Linked DNA regions of Homo sapiens: region 2 is linked to region 1. The links are chromatin loops, found by intact Hi-C in ENCODE. Cell type or tissue: mammary epithelial cell. All regions are shown on one strand. Links, peaks and the distances in the headings refer to the core of each region. The heading gives the core; the rest is flanking DNA.

The links. Peaks named below come from ENCODE experiments on the same cell type or tissue, not always from the same donor. Only the 100,000 strongest peaks of a DNase experiment are listed, where the experiment ranks them.
Region 2: it touches region 1 in a loop (7-fold over the local background); 2 of 110 quality-filtered maps call a loop at or near these places.

What each region holds. Positions count from the first base shown.
Region 1 is chr5:88,136,354-88,147,041 of GRCh38, reverse strand. No RefSeq gene overlaps it. Among named protein-coding and RNA genes, the nearest start is that of TMEM161B, 130 kb to the left of the region's middle. RefSeq lists enhancers at 516-1,296, 5,466-5,967 and a silencer at 5,554-5,603. In mammary epithelial cell, for the core only: a CTCF peak has its summit at 5,386 (motif pointing left); a DNase peak (open chromatin) is centred at 5,551; H3K4me3 peaks cover 1,661 bases; H3K27me3 peaks cover 478 bases.
Region 2 is chr5:87,535,790-87,546,477 of GRCh38, reverse strand. No RefSeq gene overlaps it. Among named protein-coding and RNA genes, the nearest start is that of LINC02488, 120 kb to the left of the region's middle. In mammary epithelial cell, for the core only: CTCF peaks have their summits at 5,249 (motif pointing left) and 6,441; a DNase peak (open chromatin) is centred at 5,217; H3K27me3 peaks cover 166 bases.

The DNA of each region.
Region 1 (10,688 bases), core at 1,282-9,281:
CTAAGAATAAAAGACTTGAATTTCCCTGGCTAGTTAATAGCAGAGAAAAGACTATATTATGTTGTATGCATAAATTTATACACATATACTAAACTTTAGAGCTGCTTTATGAGAAAAGCCAATTTAAAGGACAAATTTGACTTTTAAAGGATACATTTCTTGTCAATACTATCTATTCTGATTTCTGCTTCAACATATTGGGACATTATGAAGTAAAAGGAGGAATTAAATTAAGAAATGCCCATTAATATGTCTATATTTTTAAAATACCAGCTATTTCTAACTCAACTGTGTAAAAATACAGTATATTTACATTTACAAAAAATTTTGAAAGCAATTTTCATGAAGCTTTAAGTTCAAGAAATGTTAACATTACTTTCAAGGGAAAAGTATTTGAAAATGGAAATACTTTTTGAATTGTTAAATCGATACATTTGTTAACAATCAGGTGGTTTCAGTTCATAAACCACATACAAGCAAGCAGAATAAATAGGAAATAAATTAGGTGCTATTAGAAAGGATTTTAATATTGCAATATTATTGTAGCCATGTACCAGAAACTTCTGTAAAGGATCACCTGGAGGTGATGGGGCCCCAGCATTTGCCTGACAGTCGGTCTGTGACTCACTCTCTGAGAAACGCAAATGCGGATCCTCAGTTTGTCCTGTTGAGGCATTGCTGCCTCCTCTGGAACCGCTATTGTTTTGGAACAACAGTGGCACATCTGCGACAAGATTCGTTCCCACTTCCACACTCATCCTGGACCCTTAGAAACTCTGGGAAGGGAAAATTGTTTTGACTTAAACTCCGTCCAGAACACTGGGTTTTGAAAGGGAGTTATTGCCAGGTGATTAATTCCCACTCCGGAGGTTGTCAGCTTGCTAGAGACGGCTGGTGTCCGCTCGTGGTGTGCAGGGGGGTACTTCCTGCCTGCCTCAGCGACTCTTGTTGCTCTGGGCCCAGAGCTCGGCTTAGTATAGTGAACGACTCCTCTCCGCCCCTCCTGCCCGCCAGGGCTTTCAGGGTTCAGGTTTTAGGTGTTTAACTTTGAACACCATTCATTTCCAGATAACTTTGACCCAGCTGGCCAAAGGCATCAAATGATCAGGAGTGGGTTCCAACTCTGGGGCCTGCAAGAAGAGCAAGCGCTGGCTCTGCACTTCTAGAAGTTCTGCCAACTTTGCTCTTGTTGGTTTCCCGACCCGCTCTCTTCAACTCTCTTCTGAGAGCTGGAGAGAGTAAAGACGCCTCTTAAAACGGAATGCTGAGGGACAGGTTTAATGTAAATAAGAGGCGCCAGAGTCCGCCACTGGTGCACTTGGGCACCAGGTCCCTACCTGGATCTACTCTGCGCTCACCCCTTGGGAATGCGGGACATGAGTAAGATGTGACACCCTGAGCACATTGCTGCTGCTAGAGGACATTGCACGGAGTCTATGCTTTGTTTCGCTTTGCTTTTTAAAATTTTGTACTCTCGTGTTCTGCTTGGAAACATGTTTTACTTACCCACTTACTCCCAACACATCCTCTTAGCTCTTTTTCTGCATCCCTTAACCCCCCAAGATGAACGCGCGTGTCAGCAGCTGTTCTGACTTGCCTCCAGTGACCCACAGGCCAGCTTCTCAGCCCACTATCCCTGACCCCCGGGGTCCCGGGGTCATACTACTCGACTCCAGGCATGAGGGTCCCTCCATCTCGGGACACTACTTTTGGGACTTTTCCGCCCACCGCGGATGAAAGTCAGATAACAACCACTATCAGGGACGCTACGGCAGCCGGGAGCCCCGGAAAGATTGGGCCAAGCCCCTTCCAGAGCCTCTCGTTAGGTCTCAGAAAGACTTTTTTAGGGTCCCTACTCCCTTTTCATCTGAGCTTTACTCTTGACTTTTGTTATGAATTCCCAAAAGGAAGGCAGGCAATAGGGGAGGGACCATGGAGGAAAAAATAAGAGCTAACAGGAGACACTCAGATTATATATTTATTTTATATAAAGAAATGATACATATGTAATTTTAGATTTTCTTCCGAATTAGAGTTCTCAGGCTATAGAAAACCTATTTTTAACACCCGCTTCTCCCATAACGGCCTTGATTGCTCAAATTGCTTCTAATTGGATGGCACACATTACTGGAGACGAAGGACGAATGACAAGCAGCCTTCATTCTTTTGCAGATTTAGATAATGTCTCTGGATGAATATCTTTTCTGATCAGGAAGAACAGGAAAACTCTTAAACTGCCTGCAGTTTTCATAAGGGGTTTGTGCAATAGGGGGAAATGTCCTGACCATCACACGAGCATGGAAATTGATGGCATTTTACAGAAAGCACCGCATAATAATCTAGTGCCACCGTTTTTCCTCCCGGATCTGTCATGGTACAAAGAGTAAACACACTTTTTTTTTTTTAAACTCACTTAGCCTTCCTTCCATCTCTTATGTGGGATCTGTAAAAGTTTTCAGTAAACCTCTTTAAAACGTATACGTTATCCATATCCCCCTTCCCCTTGTTCAAGGCTTGGCCGGCCCTGAGTGCCCTTGGTGCGGCGTGCCAGCCCTGACAGCCGCAAGCAACGGTCATTATTACCTCGCAGACCGGCGCATTTCAGAGTCAGCGACTAGCGGATACCCATGGGCTCCGGGCTATTGTACCACCGAGAGGTGTAAACCCAACTGGAGTTTGCTGAAGGCAAGCTTCCAAGGTGAGGGCTGGGTTTTCTCGGGTGCTTTCGGGCCGATCCGGGGTGGGGCACCTCAGAGGCTAACACTCATCTAAAGCTGGTAGAGGCTGAAATATTATGGACACCTGAACAAATCCGAGACACGCATGATGTCTCGCTAAACTGCAGTTTCATTTTTTCCACTACCCAGAAACAAACAAACAAACAAATACATAAATAAAGTCATTGTTCTAGGCCAGAGAAAATATGCCAACAAGAAGTCACCCTTTCTGTTTCAACTTCAAAGGCAATGGATTTTTCTTGCAATTCTTTTATTTTAGAAAAGGAAACTCAGAATGGCAGGGGGAAGCCCCTCCAGGCCACTTTAAATTTCTTCACAGTAGAGTCCTGGGCGAAGAGTGAAGATCCTGGGATAAGGGTGTTTGTGGGTTCTTTGAATGGAAGCCCACCCAGGGCACCTGGCTGCAGAGTAGGGCGTTGGCACCGCCCGGATCGGTAGCCCGCCGCCTGCGCCTTTCCACCATGCCCAGGCACAAGTTTCCTTTTCTCTTCGTGCAGCAAAGTAAGAATGCCCCAATTTTTGAGGAATCTAACTCTTCTGCTGCATTAAAGGCCCACATGCTCTATAGTTTCACATTTTACATTGGCCCTGAGAATGAGGTTATTAGTCTCATAAGAAAAGATTGGGCAGTAAGAAATGCTAAAAGATGGAATTCCAAATTGGCCCCTGCAGTAGGAGTGTGCGTCACCCCGGCCTTGGCTGGGTCGCCAAACACTGTCGAAACTTTCTGGCTGTCTTTAGAAGATACCCTCTACTAGTCACTTGACGGGCAGGAGGTGCAACGCGGAAGGAAACATCACGGATTGGGGGTACTGGAAACTTTTAAAAGGTCTGGAAAATCCCTCCGATTTAGTGGATGCTTTTCCGCGGCAGTTTAAAAACTGAAAGGCAACATAGAAGCTTCTACTTTAAAAAGGTAGCCCTGGTGATCCAATCCCGATCTTTTGGCTGGCAAAGAGGCAATTGCCTGAAAACGAAATTGGCATTCAAAAAGGGTCAGGTACAGCCCAGAGTCCCTGTACTCATTTTAGACTCAAGAAAAGGCGCTTCCCATCCCTAGCTCTTTTAGAAAGAGAAAGGAAAAGGAGGAGAAAGCAGAAAGGGGGGAGAGCCGAGAGCGCAAGAAAGAAAGAGAAGAGGGGGATATTTAGCAAGTTAAAAGGTTAAATGTTTGAACAGATTTGTAAATATATAGACAACCCTTGTTATTTGGGATGTGTAATAATGCCTTTTTGTGGCGCTGTCTGGCTGGGAGGCTGCCGAGGACCGCTCCCTGGCACCTTCTTCACTAGGAAATGAACAGTAAGTTCATGGACTCAAAAAACAAAAACAGGGCTACCCTCCTTTGGAGGAAAGGGAATTCTCCCTCTATTCGGTCATTGAAAAATAAAAAGAAAAGAAGAAAAAAGAAAGTAAAAGGAAAGCAGGATCAATGAGATTTTATTTTTCTTAGGTATGATTTTTCAGGGAGCAACCCAGAAAGCTGTCTTCAGGCTGAAACAATTTCAAAGTATTGTTTAAGCGGATGACATTCTCCAGCACTCAGTTATCCATTGTGCATCTATTATATCTTTGAACTCAACTCTCTTGTCTAACAAGGTTGTGTGTGTGTGCCTGTTGTGTATGCGTGTGTGTTTAGAAAACCTAGGTTCCCCAGTGGTGCTTCCTTGGCTGAATAGGGTGGGTTTCTTTCGTTTTTCTCGCATTGGTGTTTTCTGGACAACTGTACTGAGCGCTGTTGATGGCATCGGTGCTCTGCCCGTGCCCGTGGGCGGAGGACATAGGCTGTGGGTGTGTCCCGCCCGCAGGCGCGCGTGCGTGTGTGCGTGTTTGTGTGTGTGTGTGTATACACCCATTCTCTGGTGTGCATCAAATGGAGCCTTTTTTTTTTCTTGCCCGTGTCTGCGTCCTGCGTATATTAGTATTATGCAAATAGAGTCATTTCGCTTGAGTATTTTTTTTGGAGGGGGAGGGGATGAACCATTTTAATTCTTCTCTAGTATTTTCTCGGCAGTCTTTCCACTGAGTGTGAATTCATTTGGATGCCTTTTCTGAGGTCCGTCTCTGTGTGTGTGTGTGTGTGTGTGTGTGTGTGTGTGTGTGTGTGGAGGGGGAGACTGCGTGCCGGTCAGTGGGTGTGTGCCTCGGTGTGTGGAAGAGCGTGCACAGCCTGTGAGAACCTTGTGAGCGATATGTGTTCTCTCCAGGTGTTCTGTTTGTCTCTACCTCCCGTGCTTTGCGTTCTCGGAGGTGATTATGTGCATATTTACATATATGTGCCTATTCTCTTGCCTTCATGTATTGTCTTTCTCCACAATCCAGACATTGCATATATATTCTCTTATCTTTTGGCAAAGTGCCTTTTTTATTCCTCGAAGAATATTTATTGATGTGATAATCTGAAATGAAAAGTGGTCTCCCATGAAGGAGATGGAAGAGAAAGGAGTGTTCATCTTTCTTAATAGATGGGGCAGAGCCAGTTGACTGGATCACAGGGTTTCTCTGCACTTTCTGCGTGTGTGTCTGTGTGTGGGGGGTGGGGGCGGGGGCGGGGGCGGAGGCGGGGGCGGGGGAGGAGGGAAAAGGAGCCTTTAACCAGAACAAAGATAGGCCATCGCGCCCCCTTGCGGACAGGCTGCATATTGCGCCGACCAGGCCCGCCCCGGCTTTCTTTAGTCGAATGAATCTTGTAATTTCCTCCGTTAAACCATTCAGGGGCCGCCTCTCAGACCCAGCCCCCGGCCATCAGCCAATCACCAGGCGCCATGCAAATCATCTCTTCCGTTCTCCAAACCCGCGTCAGCCTCTGCGGCTGCTCTGGCCACCCCGCCCCAGCCTCATTTCCTCCCCTCCCCTCCCCTTCCCTCCTTCGCCCCCGCCCGAGCAGCTGCCGGGGAAGAGGGCAGTGCTGGGTGCCTCATGCATATTCAGACCGATCCTCCTCCTCCCTCCACCTCCTGCCCCCTCCTGCCGCCTCCTCCCTTTTCCCCGGCCGCGCCCGCGCTCCTGGACGCGCAGTTCTCCGAGCTCTGGTCCTGAGCCGCTGTTTCCCAGAAGAAGGCCTACGTGAGCTCTTGGAGCAGACGAGGGAAAGGGAGGAAGGCTCTACCCTTAAAATCCTCTCGAAGGTCAAGTTTGAGGCTTGCCGAAAGGAGGAGAAAAGTGTCGAAAAATGCCGCTACAGGGTTTGCGGGAAGGTTCTGCACGGAGACTGGTTGGAAATGCCTTTCTCCCCCTAAATACCAGATTAATTTCTCTGAAACACACAATGTATTTGTCATGCCCAAAGGATGATGATAGATGGTTTTTTAAGCCCAGAGTAAAGTGTGCATTTGTCTTGTATATCAAGGCTACAATGAAACCACGAAGAACTGGAGAGGAGATCACCCAGCGTTGGCTGCTTAATAGGAGCGGGGAGAGCGAGTGAGGAGTAGAGACGGGGGGCGGGGCGAGTGGTGGCCCAAGACCTGCTCCAGGTGGGCTGTTCCCTGTCGGCTCCTGGAACAGGACGGGTAAGCCGACTAAGAGCGCAAACGGGGACCCATGAAAAGAAAAGAAAAAACAAGATCCGGGAATAGTTTGTTACTGTTATTTACATCCAGACTCTGGTTTTCCGGCCCTTTACAGCTGCTGGTGAAGAGTATTCAAGCTTTGAATACTGCTCTGAACTGACCTTGAGGCACATTGAGAGGAAAAATCACTGGAGAAAATCGCGGTTTGTGTAGTGCTTTGAGATCCTCTAACGCGAAAGCAAGAGAATTGTGAAGTGACCTTGTTTCATAGATCTCTCTACGTCCACATTGGAATACTAAGGGACTTTTTAGTGAGAATTGAGTCAGTTCCCCCTTAAATCTTACACCGCAGAGAAGTGAGTAGAGACCGCAAGATTTAAAATAACATTTTGTCAGCTTTTATTCTTTCAACACATTTTTATGGAGTGGTGCTTATTGTGTGCCAGGTACACAGCATCTTTTTCCATGCGAAACACATTACGCAGGCAGTGATTTGCAGGTGTACCGGAAATTAGGGAAAGGGATAGGAATTCTGGATGCTTTCTGTTCTGGAATTGCTCATTGTCTTGCAAGAAGAAGAGATATAATAACAGATAAATATGGCACAGTGTAACATGGAGCATGGAAACAGCTTAAATATCTGTCAAAAGTGCAGTGAATTAATGTATTGGCATATCCCTACAGTGAAATACTCTTTATGAATTGACTATCTTAAAAGCAATGTTGGATGAAAAAAAGCAAATTGCAAAAGAATACATGTGATATTGGCCGGGCGCGGTGACTCACGCCTGTAATCCCAGCACTTTGGGAGGCCGAGGAGGGTGGATTACGAGGTCAGGAATTCGAGACCAGCCTGGCCAAGATGGTGAAACCCGTCTCTACTAAAAGTACAAAAGTTAGCCAGGGGCGGTGGCAGGCGCCTATAATCCCAGTTACTCGGGAGGCTGAGGCAGGAGAATTGCTTGAACCCTGGAGGCGGAGGTTGCAGTTAGCCGAGATCGCTGCATTCTAGCCGGGGCAACAGAGCAAGACTCCGTCTCAAAAAAAATGTGATATTGATGCAATATTAATATCTATTAACGTAAAATTATCCTTCCCATAACAATTTGTTGGTACGTAACTATGTAATAAAAGTATAAAAGCATGTTGGGGAAGAATGCGTGCGAACTCCAGCATGGGGGAGACCCCTGGAAGAGAAGGAGCCTTTATCCACATGGATATTGGCTATATGAGTAATGTTTATTTCCTTAAAAAAATCTTAGAAAGAAGCCAGAACATAGAGAGGTATGGGAAGGCTTTACAGAAGAGCTAACTTTGAAGCTAAGTTCTTGAAAGTGATAAGCAGGAGTTTAGTAGGAATATTTGAAAGACAATTCTTCTTCTTGAATACATGAGAATGAGAAATATAAACTATGTGAAGCTTTTGAACTTTTGATATTTAGGTTAAATACAGTACAATTCACTTTTTCAGGGATATAAATTCTTTGAGTTTTACCAGTGTGTAATGTAATCACGACCACAAGCAAGAAACAGAATTTCATCATCCCCCAAAACTTCTTTGTGCTGCCCTTTGCAGTCAATCCCTCCCAATATCCTGTAACCCTGGAAACCACTGATCTGTTTTCCATTCCTGTAGTTTTGCCTTTTACAGAATGTCATATAAATAGAATCATACAGTATGTAGCTTTCTTCTGTGTGGCTTCTTTTTACTAGCATAATGGATTTGATCTTCATCTGTGTTGTTGGGTGTATCAACAGTTTGCTCTTTTTGATTGCTGAGTAGTATTTCATTGCATGAACGTACCACAGATGGTTTATCCTTTTAAAAGTTGTTGAAGGCCATTTGAGTTGTTTCTGATGTACAGTTTTTTTTTAATTTTTTTATTTTATTTTTTTGAGATGGAGTCTCGCTCTGTCGCCCAGGCTGGAGTGCACTGGTGCGATCTTGGCTCACTGCAAATTCTGCCTCCTGGGTTCACGCCATTCTCCTGCCTCAGCCTCCTGAGTAGCTGGGACTACAGGTGCCTGCCACTAAGCCCGGCTAATTTTTTGTATTTTTAGTAGAGACGGGGTTTCACCATGTTAGCCAGGATGGTCTCGATCTCCTGACCTTGTGATCTGCCCGCCTCAGCCTCCCAAAGTGCTGGGATTACAGGTGTGAGCCACCACACCCAGCCCTGATGTACAGTTTCTTAATTCCAGGGACTGGGTTCATTGCTGTCATGTATAATGGGGATCTTCTGTGAATGGCTATTATATTACATATAATAAGTGTGTACCATTATTTCCCCTGAGAGGCTAATCTATAATCTGGTGTTAAATACTGTGTAGAGCTAGGTAAGAACCTACCCAGCCAACTATATAGAAAAACACACATGTTCACAGTATTTCAGAAATTGCCCTTCAGCTTACTTACTTGTAGTGAGTTCAATAGAAGATACTCACTAAAGATGCCAGCTGATGACCAGCATGTGTGAACTTACATATATGTAGTGGAGGATTTAAATTTCTTACTGTTTGAGCACCTATGACTTTCCTAGTGTGGAATTATTCTTTGTTTCTAAATATTTCCTAAATTCTCCTTGAAAGATTGACCTTTGCTTTCTGAGGTCTGAGTGGAGGTTTACTTGCAGGCAGTATCCCCATACATTTGATAGAGGATGACAAATTCACATAACCAATTAAGGAGTTCTGAGCACTTGTAAGGAGTCACAGTAATTCCAGATTCTGGACTGTACTGTCAACACTCAAGTGTTTGATTTCCTCTTGTTTGTTTCTCATCAGGACCCTGAAAAGCTGATAGCTAGGGTACATAGATTGGGTGCTGAGTTCAGGCACAGAGTAAGGAAGCCTGTGGGTACATAAGCACTTATTAATGTATCCCTTGAATTCCAAAGTCAAATATCAACTGTTTGTTGATATTTGGAGCCTTATTTATTTATTTATTTAAAAAACCTCTAGTTCCTCATGGCTATTTGAAAGCTCTCTTTCAAAGGCAGCTGTAAGAGTCAATAACGTGCAAGATGGTAAGGAGAAGTGTAAATAAACATTCACAGATTGATGACCTTTTGGGTGTGGTTCAGAGTCAAGAAAGGACAATCCCAACTGTAAAGACTGATGGCAGTATTGGGATGCAAGGGGTGCTATTGTCTAATCCTAGTCTTCTTGCTAGAATAGGCTGTGTTTTGAACTTAAAATTGTATCCAGTTGCTACATGTGAGAGTGCATGTCATCCCTAGTTTTAGTTCTTATAATCAGCATCACCCTCTGGCAAATGATACTGGAAAAAAGTTTTAATTAACAATTCAACTAAACAAATGGTAAAATAAACAATAGGAATTTCCTTTGGATACATTCTTAAGTAAACGTTATAAAGGTTATAAATCAAGGAATGTAAATGCCACATTTTCACTTTGTTAAGTTCTGTGCCACCTTGGAAAAAAGCCTACTTTATTTGTACCACAATTTTATCTCTTATAAAAGGGCAGAGGACTAAACATGTTGCTATTTATGATTTAAGATTCCCCCGGCAAGAAGCACTTTATGAACCCTAGACTTTGCTGTGATAGAACTCTTTCATTAGTCATGCCAAATTGCAATGATTGAGGCATCCACCATTTTCCCAATTAATTATAACACACCCAAGCTTCATGTTTCCTGGTGCACTTTGAAGATTTTGAGAAAGTGGTCATTTCCTCACAATAACCTAATTTACAGCCCCTATTCAAACAAGGTAATTTAGAGCATGCACTCTTAACTTGTTTAGTAAACATGTCCAAGCTAAGAAGTGTTGGCCCTGTGAAGCTCATCAGTCCAGTGACTTAACAGTAGTTCTTCCATTAAAAGAAAATCACTGTCCGGGTGCGGTGGCTCACACCTGTAATCCCAGCACTTTGGGAGGCTGAGGCGGGCAGATCACAAGGTCAGGAGATTGAGACCATCCTGGCTAACATGGTGAAACCCTGTCTCTACTAAAAATACAAAAAAATTAACCAGGTGTGGTGGTGGGCGCCAGTAATCCCAGCTACTTAGGAGGCTGAGGCAGGAGAATGGCCTGAACCCGGGAGGCAGAGCTTGCAGTGAGCTGAAATTGTGCCACTGCACTTCAGCCTGGGCAACAGAGTGAGACTCCGTCTCAAAAAAAAAACAAACAAACAACAAGCAAACAAAAAAAAAGAAGATCACCTTTGCGCTTTGTGCTACAAATAAATTGGTGCTGACTTAGTACCAAGACTGTGATTTCTAATGAAAATTAAACTATTGATGGTAAAACAAAATAACAGAAAAAAAAAAAGAAGAGACACCTTTCAAATGACCACCAAATTCATAATCATGGATTAAGCCAGTGAAGATTTTCTCTTGCAGGCACTGTCTTTTAAAATGAGATTCTGTTCAAGAGTGTTACAGTAGCATAATATAAATCGGTGGCTATGGCTTT
Region 2 (10,688 bases), core at 1,690-9,689, 600 kb after region 1:
GTAGAGAATTTATCAGTATGCCTTTTCCCTCATATTTCATTTATGGATATGGACAGCCACCCATTTTTACCATGCACTGTATGTTGAAAGATCAAATACATCAGCATAATTTAAATAAATCTGAGCCCTATAAATTCCCACTGGATACAAGACCACAAATGGAAACAAGAACAAGGGCATGTTCAATGACATTAAAATGCAACTAATTTAAAACACAAAAGAAATGCATTTCTATAGAGTGCCTAATAAATCTACAGCACTCATTTCCACAGGATTTTAGTGAGCCAAATACCCAACAACTTTCAAGAAAGAATTACACATTCATAGCTTAAGGACAAAATATTTGTGGCTGTTAACACTACATGGACTATCAATTTAGAAGCTTTGTTTTTGAGTCAAAAGAGACTGCAGCAACTTTCTAGATTAGTAAAATTTCCTTGACAGTTAGGGAATGTGCTAACATAAAAATATCTCTAAATTTGGAGTCTTCATTTACTTAGTTCTTTTATTTGACTGCTGGGCTTATTTCAAATAACACTGGGGTTATGAATGTAGCCATAATCTTTTCTTGGCTATCTTTGAATTGGTTATATCAGTAGACCATTAGCACAATTAATCACCTCAATAAAACTGGATCATATGCAAAAGCAGTAATTTTTATAGTAACAGAAATATATTCATATGTGAGTATGAATGGAAAAGAAAGGAAAGAAGATATAAAATAGAAAAAGAAAAGAGGGAGGGAATGAGAGCTAGAGGAAAGAAATAAAGAAAAAGACCCAAACAGAGAAGAGAAATCAAGTTTTGCTAATGAAATACAAAAAACTTTACTTTTTTCTCCTTGATACTAATGTTTCTTAATGCATAGTCTTTCATATAAGGTGAATTCCAATGTTTTCCTTTTTATTTCTCCTTCTATGCCAGCAATTACCAAAGGAGAAATGTTCATATAAGCTTCCCTTTTCCCAATTACCTTCTTACAAGTACCTATGAGGTTTAAGAAATCCAATTTTCCCTTTCTATGAGTCTAATTTTCTGATTACCACTAGCAAACTCTGCAATTCCAGGCCCATGATCTTTCCATTTATTCATCTATTTAGTGAACAACCACCTATATCACAGGCATCAAGATAGGCTCTGGAGATATAACAGCGATAAAGATAGTCATGAATCCCTACTTCCAAGGAGCTTGTTCTCTACCAGAGGAAGACAGGAATGGGAAAGAAGGCAGATAACAAACAAAATAAACAAGTAAAATATAGAGATGGTTATAAATGCAATGGAAAAAACAAAGCAGGAGATGTGAGTAGAGAGTGTATTTGTGGAGATTAAAGAAAGGGTGTAGTTTTAAATACAGTGGTCCAGAAAATTCTTACTGATAAGTTTCAGTTAAACACTGCACAAAATAAGAGAGTGAGTCACTGGCATATCTTGAAAAGAGGACTCACAAGGGGAGAAAGAGAATGCAAATTCCCAGAGACAGACTCCTCCTGGCATCTGTGCCTGGAACAAAGTGAGCAGAGAGCAGTAAGAGGTGAATTCAGAGAGGTAATAGGGGCAAGGAGATATGATACAGAAGGTGCAGGTCCTTGTAGACACAGATAACAATTCTAAATTTAATTTTTAGAAAGATGGGGAGCCTTTGGGAATACTGACAGAATTGTGTCATGATCTGAGTTGTGTTTAATGGAATAATTCTTGCTTTGTGTTGAGAGTAAATAAATCTGAAGCTCTGAGTAGGTAGATGTAGGGTAGAAGTTGTAGAAATAACAGGCTTAAGAATAGACACAGAAGTTAAAACCATGATGGTTAATGGAAACTTCCAAAGAAAGCATGTGGAAAGAACAATAAAACAAGGACAATGATGGAAGCCTACTAGAGGCTAATTTGTATGAGATGGAAGGAGAGGGATGAACTCATGGAATCCAAGAAAGAGCTGGTCAGAAAAGCATGAAAAGAAACAAACAAGCACAAAATGTGAAGACTGATGAGCTCCACTAAGGCTCCAGATGAGCTTACACATCATAAATTTGGACTGAACTAAATTTGAACTGACATATATATGGTTGTGTGTGTCATTTAGAAGTACTTCTATGCCAGTAGTAGCATAGAAACCTGATTGACGAATTGATTCAGTTGTGGTTTTCCTGAGCAGGTGCAATAAATAATAGGAATATCAGATAACCAAGATATTGATGAGAGAATAGATAAGATAGTCAGCCATATGTTTCTGTGCAGGAAGAAGTAAATAAATTCAAAAGATGGATAAGTAATTAGGAAATGTAGGAATTAAGATACAATGTGTGTCTAAGAGTGTGAAGAGCAGATTTCCTAGGAAAGAGGTTAAAATTGAGGACAAGAAAAATTGTTAGAGAATGAGATTTTTGTGTTTACAATTTGTAATGTGAAATATAATTGAATGTAATGATGTGGAACACAATAATTAAATTAAAATTTGATGACTTTGATGTATCTTAGGCTGAAGATAGTTTCATTTCATGATATAGATCTGATCATTCTCATTTAACTTTTTTTATTGCTGTCATAAAAATCCTAAGTTTCTTCCAGGTGTTTTTGCTAGAGATAACTGTTCTAGTGTATGCCATCTGACCACTACTGGCAAGATTCAGGAGCCCAACATACAAAAGCTGCCCCCAGCTTACAGAATCCTCATTGTGAAGTGAAGCTTGTTTCAGACTGAATATGAACATTTTACTGGATATGCCTTATTTCAGAATGGATATGAGCATTTTACTCAAACTTACATGAAGTTCCAGGGAGTCCGGACATCATGAAAGAAGTTTTGGCTGCGCTTAGTCCTCTAAGTGCCATGTGCTTTTTTCTACTAAATAGTCTGGGTTAGGACCATTCACACTCATTATGTAAAACCAAAGAAAACTAGATAAAAGGAAGCAAAAATATATTATTTAAATGGAAACATATTGCTTACAACCAAATATGATCATAGGATTGATAAACAGATAATCCACCTTAGTTTCATTTTTAACTTCAGTTGACTATCTCTCTTGAAGCAACATAGTTGACTAGTTATGCATATGCTTCCCCAACTTTTTGTATCTTTTGTTTCTAAATCACTAGAACAACATCTGCTAGGTGTAATTTCATTTTCTCACAGTGAATGCTGAAGAAAATTGCTTCACCTTCTTGTAGGCGAAGTGCACTACTTTGAGTTTGCTGCTAGCCCTTTTAAATTTCAGTCACTAAGTGTGAACCTAAGTTTTCAGCTTCACACCTCTTTTCCTAGTATTTAAATCTGTCTTATTGTCAATGGATGCTCATTGTCTTAAAGCTCTGCATAACATCCAAACATAGTGACCCATAAGACTTCTTTTGCTCATTAATCTCCAAGTGTCTCTAATGTAAACCTACAAAGGAAGAATTTGGTAACTCCCTGCAAAATAATTAAATCAAGACTTTATGGTCCTCAAAGGGAGAGTACTCCCTAAAGTAACTCTAGCAGCAAAAGCTCCTCCTTTTTCACTTAAACCAAATATCCATTTTCTGTAGCATAATAGAGAATTCATCAAATGAAATAAATTCTTGTAACAGCTTAATCTGATGTTAAAAGAAATAAGTAAAAGAATTAATAAAAGGGAAGATAATATCAGGTATAATTTGGTGATTAATGTCCAACAATGTGTTAAAATAGAGAGTGAAAGAAAACTTATGCAAAAAGGGAAAAAAGCAGAGAAGAGAAAAACGAACAAAATCTTAAAGATATATAAGGAGAAACTGAAAAAAGGAATAAAAAATGACAATAAGAAGTAATTTTTTTAAAGAGATTGGAAATTTCTTACTATCGTAAAGCAAAGCATTATTATTTTAGTAACAATATCAAAAATGTTAAATCACAGGGTGGTTAGTAAACAAATACAAAATTTTTTTTAAAGTTGTTACATACCACTGTATTGCTTTTTATTTAATTAATTACTGCCATTTTAATAAAAATATCTATATCCTCTTATATCATAGGATGGATTATTTCATATAGATAAGCTCATATGAAAACAAAGTAATCACAATGTCTCAAATGCAGAGGACTCATGTGTGTACGTTAATCAGAATATTCAATTCTACTTGAATAAGCACAATTTAATGCTAAACTTTTAATATTTTCTGGATGCATAACTATTCAATCAATGCTTTAAGATTACCCACTTAAGTCAAGTGTAATTGGGATATTGCCCCAAAAGTCTAATGGTTGCTTCCTTATTATAGCCTGGTGTTCAGATTTATGCAAATAGAAAACAATTTCTGCAGTATCCTTTAAAAATAAAAAAATAAATAAAGTATCTGATTGTGATTGCTGTTTTGCAGGTTCAGACATTTTAATGCATTCTTTCTTGGAAAAAAAATAACAACAACCAGGAACAATAATCACAGACAAAACTTTGCAACACCAATTGCTTTGAAAAGGAAACAAATATTTCCCACACACACAAGAAAAAATACTGTCCATTCCTGTCAGCCTTTTCAACCTCTTTTGTGTTCCAAGAAATTGTGAGTAATGAAAACAGGGCAGAGCCAATCAAATGGGTGTGTATACTAGTGCACTGCGAGAGTTGAAAGCTCTGCATTTAAAATAAGGTTTATGCATTATTCATAGACTATGCATGTTTATGTAAATTACCAAAGGCGGAAGTGTATATGAAACCAGAATCTGAAGTAAAATGACGATGTTATAATATACTGCTGGACTTGCATCTCGCCAATTCAACATACCTTCATTATACTATTCTTCAAAATTACATCGTATGCCAGTTCACACTAGAAAAACTAATAAAACTTTGAGACTTACACATATATATTTTTCAACATTTCTTTCAGATTCAATATATTATTAAACAGTGAAACTTAGCCATGTAAAATTCAGACAGCCTAGGAATAAAGATGTACACATACACTCCTGTAAGCGGTTGTTACACAAGTTGAGGGACATAGAAAATGGAGCTTAGAAATTTAATTTAAAGATAGGAAGGTTTTTAATATATGGGGATTTCTGCTTTTAAAAAAGAGAAAAAACTTGAACCCTTCCTTTTTCGGAAATGGAGCCAGTAAATTTTGGAAGGCAATATAGTATTTGGAAGGCAACCTCCCATCTAGCATGGAACACTGGAGTGGTTTCTGGCCAGCAATAATCAGCTCAGACTCATCTTCTGGGTTAAAGTGTTCTTTTGAATCAGTCATTGTGGGCTGCCAGCCAAGGGGAAGAGTTCATTTGCATGAGATCTCCACCTCCTGGTCAGCTCTGAAAATCTTGGCAGCTTAGCACTGCAATTGGCAAAGGAGTGTTTTTAAAAAAAATTAGTAAATAAGGGCTTCCAAAGAAAACATTGTCACTGAATTAAGTCCAATGCACCTGAAATACATTGCTCTGTTATCTTTTAAATTGTTATGAATATAGCAGGCATTTTAAAGTCATTTCTGTTTATTTCCTTCCTAATGTACTGTGTGAACCATTTTTCTCATGTGTTAACGTACTATATGCAAATGGCGTTTAATGTGTTTTATTCACAGAATGCATTTACAAATCATTTTGTGTGGGGGGAAAGCAGTTGTTTCACTTTTGCTGTGAAACTGAAAAGTAGGAGTATATATCACTACATTTCTAAAATGAGAGAAAATTTAAATGGAATGAGGAAAGCCCACACATGCTATAATAAAAATTGTCTATGTTCCTAATTCACCTATTAGTACCTTTTTCTCACTTCATAGATTTTCAAAGTCTGCTTGCTAAATTTCCCTCCCTAAGAATTTTAAGCTCTTGTCATTTGAAACAATTAGCTTTGCCATTATTTGTGCTTAGGTCCATGTGTACTGCTCCTCTTAGAAATCAAAAGAAACCCTCAGAAACAGCAAACACTTTTTAGTAAAGCAAGAAAATTAACTTAAACATTTGTGCTTTACGTACTACCAAAATAACTGAGAGTAATTTCTAACACATCTAGTCAACATATATTTCATTCATGGCATTTAAAGACTTTAAATAATTTGCAACAGAATTTATTTTTATATAATTCTTATACTCTAAACAATATAAAATCACTAGGTGTTTAAAAAATGCTGAGAGTAGGTTAAATACTGAAGGGGCATTCAAATTCCATTTAATATAATATTAAATATGTAACCAAAAAGGAACATAACTGTTACAAAAATAATGTAAAGAATGTGTACAACATAATATTTTTTTCCTGTTAATTCATAGAAATAGATCTCTAAATGGCTATTTTCATTCCACCTATAGAATGACCAGGAAAAATGTTGGCAATTACTCTGTGAATGGCATTCTACCCTGGCATGAAGGTATAACTAATTTACATATAACATTGTTGGAAATGAAGCCTGTGACATACAGATCATCACCAACATTGGGAATGCACACTGCCAATTGTACCTCCTCATACAAATAGATACTGCCACTTATGGATCAAAAGGAGTGTTGCGACTGTGGTCCTGAGCTATTAAAACATGTTACAGAACTTTAAAGGTGTTGTAGAAGAAGGGACTTTATCATTAGAAGGATATTTTTCCCTTTGTCATGTAAACTTACTCCATGGAAATATTTATGTTTTACCTACATTGTCATATTTTCCCCAAAGGAAAAAGGCATATAGCACAAAAATTAAAAATGTTTAATTATTTTATATGTTAGTAAAATGGCACTTCATATTTTTTAAATAATAGAAACACAATAAAGTCTTTTTTAAATTTTAGAATAGGAAAGAAAAAGAACAAAACGTAGATACAATCTACTAATCTTTGAGCAATGGCTTAGTAGTTTCCATGGTGACATGAATCTACAAATATAAATTCAAGTGAGGCAACTTTTACTTCATTTATCAGAAAAATACTCAAAAGAGAATTTTATTTTAAATTACCTGGATAATTATCTCGGTTATTTCTTTCATGTTGCATACATATCACTGATCGACTTATCTCTTACTATTCATCTTTGTATTTTAAAAAATCTAAAAATTTGCTGTGTGCATTTTAGAAGACTAAGTATTTTTAATCTAACACAAGATTATTATTATTTATTGATGTTAAAAAAGCTTTCTTGGTAACTAAATAGTGAATTGATTACAAAACTTGAAGAGAATTAAGCTCCCAGCAGTGAGAGATTTTTCTACCAAAATTTTTGAAAGAGGAATATGAGTGCATTCGAGATTTTACATCTGCCCTATGGGAAAATCGATAATAGATTGTTTCTATACACTATATGTCAAGACTTGCCTATTGAGGAATATACAATAGGTATGCACTGGAGTATAATTTACAAAGTACATTTAAAAGGTATTTCCATAGTGCCCTAATCTATTACAGTTTCTGTCCTCTAATTTTCATGAGGCTTCGTTGTGCATCTTATTTTCTATTTAGTGAAGAAATTAAGTGATTGATTATGGATGATAAGTGAAAAATCAGTCAAATGTGGACAAGGCTGGCCTGATAGGACCAAAATGAAGTATGCTTTTGGTTGTGTAATAATTTCCAGCTGTGTTCTAGTTTAAGAAAATGTCCAACATGACACTCCCAGCTTAACTCAGTCACACATTTCACACAGGTAGTATTTTTCAGATGACACCAAGTTAGAAGGGATTGCTAACACCTCAGAAGAAAAGATCAGAATTCAAAGTGACCTCGATAAATTGAAGAAACAGCATGAACCTGGCTAGCCACAGGCCCTACAGGGAAAAATATCTAAGCTAGTATTCATCATTTATTTATTTTTTCATTCATTCATAAAATATTAATTGAATGCCTACTATGTGCCAGCTGCAAGCTGAATATTGCTTAACACAAATGCATTTTTAGTTGGCAATCTACCCCTTCCTTCAATGCATGGCTGGACCCTTTCAGGAAATCAGTTCCTTTCAAAATTGTGTGCTCCTACATTATGCAAAATCAATAGATTTAAGAGAAAAAATACAAATAGGGCAAAAAGTATGACATAACACCATATATAGATATATATACTTTATATATGTGTATATATATATATACACACACACACACACACATTTATAGATACATACACACACATCTCCTCATTCTCTTTTAAAGGTGAGTCACTTTGAGAGGACAAAATAAGTCATATTTAGTGTTTAATTGTGGGTTTCTATAGGGTTATAATAAAAGTAATTTAAAATATTTTTATGGCTCAATCTTTCCATGTTAAATTGAAGAATAATCAGGATATCTTTAAAAATCTGATTCTGCTAGATTCTCACCTGTGTTTCCACCCTGGCTGCCTTAAAGAAGAGTAATCATGCATCCTGGTTTGATTTGGACAGTTTACATCTGCGGTCTCAGCACAATTATTAATCTGTCTTTCACTTTCAGAAGTGATCAATTTAAACAATAAATTATGTGACCCCTGTGTCTTGAGGTGCCACTTCAACTATACCCAAGCACTGCACCTTTTGATGGGGTCAAACGAGATGCCATTCTAGCCCTCAGGGAGCTGACTGGAAACCGAGGGAGACATAAATATCAACAACTCTTTTCAAGGGAAATCAAGAACTTGAAGAAGAACAAACTTCATACAAAAGTAGGTTAAAAAAGGATAGTATTCGAGAAGCCATTAAGGCTGTCAAATTTGAGAACATAAGACAGCAAAGCCTAATAATTAACAACTTATTAAACACAGTTCATTTCTGAACAAAAACCACTTTATCTAGGGGTTTTTAATTTGAAAACCATGTTATACAGGCTATTGCAAATAACAGCCAGAAATAATAATAGTGCATAACAGTAATAGCAATACATGAATGATATTTACTTGTGTATAATGAAAAATATTTTCATTACCCTTCAAGGCTTTTCACCAGTCCTTGACAATGGATAATGCATATTTTTTTTAGTTAACAAATACTTCCTGTTTTGCCTGAATTATATTTCTCATATTTTCTCCTCTCACTTTTGTAACCTTAGGTTTGAGGAAATAAAGAGTTAAATTTTTAAACAGCCACTGATATGCTCTCTAAAGCAATTATTCCTTCTGTCACCAAGAGATAAATGTACTACCACAAGACATTACAAATATGCTCCTCTAGACTCTAATACAAATTACTGTCAGACCACACCACTTAAAGCCTTCCTCCTCTTATTTAGTAAAGCCAATTTCTTGTGATTTTTTTTTACATATAAAGAAGAAAATATCTTGCTCTGAAGATTGTTAACACATTTTAACATTTTTTTAACTGTTTAAAATAACAAAACTGTTTATTAACTCTTAAAACCATTAATACTGAGACTGTTGAACCTTCTGGAACAAGTCAGTGGGGGAGAAAACCTCTGGAATCAAGTGAGTTTCCTACTCTCTGGGAGGGTTGCAGAAGGACTTCAATCATTGAAAGCAATTCTAAAGTTAGTCCTAGCCCCAAACAAGCTTCTGGAAGAAAAATTTAAACTGCTAAAATTGAAGTATAGATTTACCTCAATTATAGTCTTATCCCCAGAAGAAATTATCTTAGGGTTATTCAAAGCATATCAATAATGCTCAGAGACTGTGAACATATTTCTCTTAAAAAACAATGTGCATTTTAATGAAATATCTTCTCGTCTACTTTCCAATGGAAGGAATGTATTATGGTTCTAATATTTACTTCCTTCTAGCTCTCTGTGTGGTTATTGACTAAACTCGATCTCTCTGTTCACATTGGTATGATCATCCATAAATGTAAGAACATCTACTAAGACTCTGTGGAGAGTTTGTGTTGTATCAAAGCTAATGATGACCTTAAGGAGCAGCCATATGTGCCTGTTTGGTAGGGAATTACTGCTCTCAACCTGCATCCCACCTCACAGCCCACTCCCAGTATCACACCTTGAAGTGTCACTTCCCAGCCTTCACATTGCTTCCATTGCTAAACACTATTAGTGGCTTCCAGTTGTACCAGGTGATGAGGCCAGCCTTTGTCATGACAATGAGGACCTGCCTGACCTGGCTCTGCCTAACTCTTCAATCATCCTGTACTACTCTGACCTTCAATATCTACTCTAGCTATATAGGCCTTAGGTCAGTTTTCAAATATGCCTAACTCTTTCCCAAGGAATGTTTCTGTACACACTGTTCTCTCAGACTGGAAGGCACTTTCCCCTGCGCTTCACAGTGGCTGCTTCTTTATCCTCTTCATCTCTGTTTAAATGTCACTTTGCAGAAAGGCTTTTCCTGATGCTTTATCTAAAGTATCCCTTTTCATTGATTATCTCAGCAGTCTTTATTCTAAAAGCAGATCAATGAGGGGTAAATGATGGAACCAGCCATGGAGAAAGCTGGTATTACTCATACACGCACACACACACGCACATACACACACACACACACGGGTTGTAAAAATTATGCATTAAAGCAAATGAAAATAATGTTTTAACATCTGAAGAGGTTAAGGAAGAGTAACTCAGCTCTTGAAGATACCAATATCTTGGAAACACCAAAAAATCTTTCCCTTTCTGGTTTCCAAATACTCCAGCAGTCAGTAATTAAGTGGCAGACAGGAGGCCATAGGATCCCACTTCAGGGAAGCTGACCAGTGCAATAGAAAAGACCCACAGATAAAGACAGCTGGAAGTCATGCAACAGCCAGCCAAGTCCCTGCCTAATCACCCTACAATGAAGCTTATAATTTACTATTCCTGCTTATTCATCACAATTTTCAGTCAGTCAT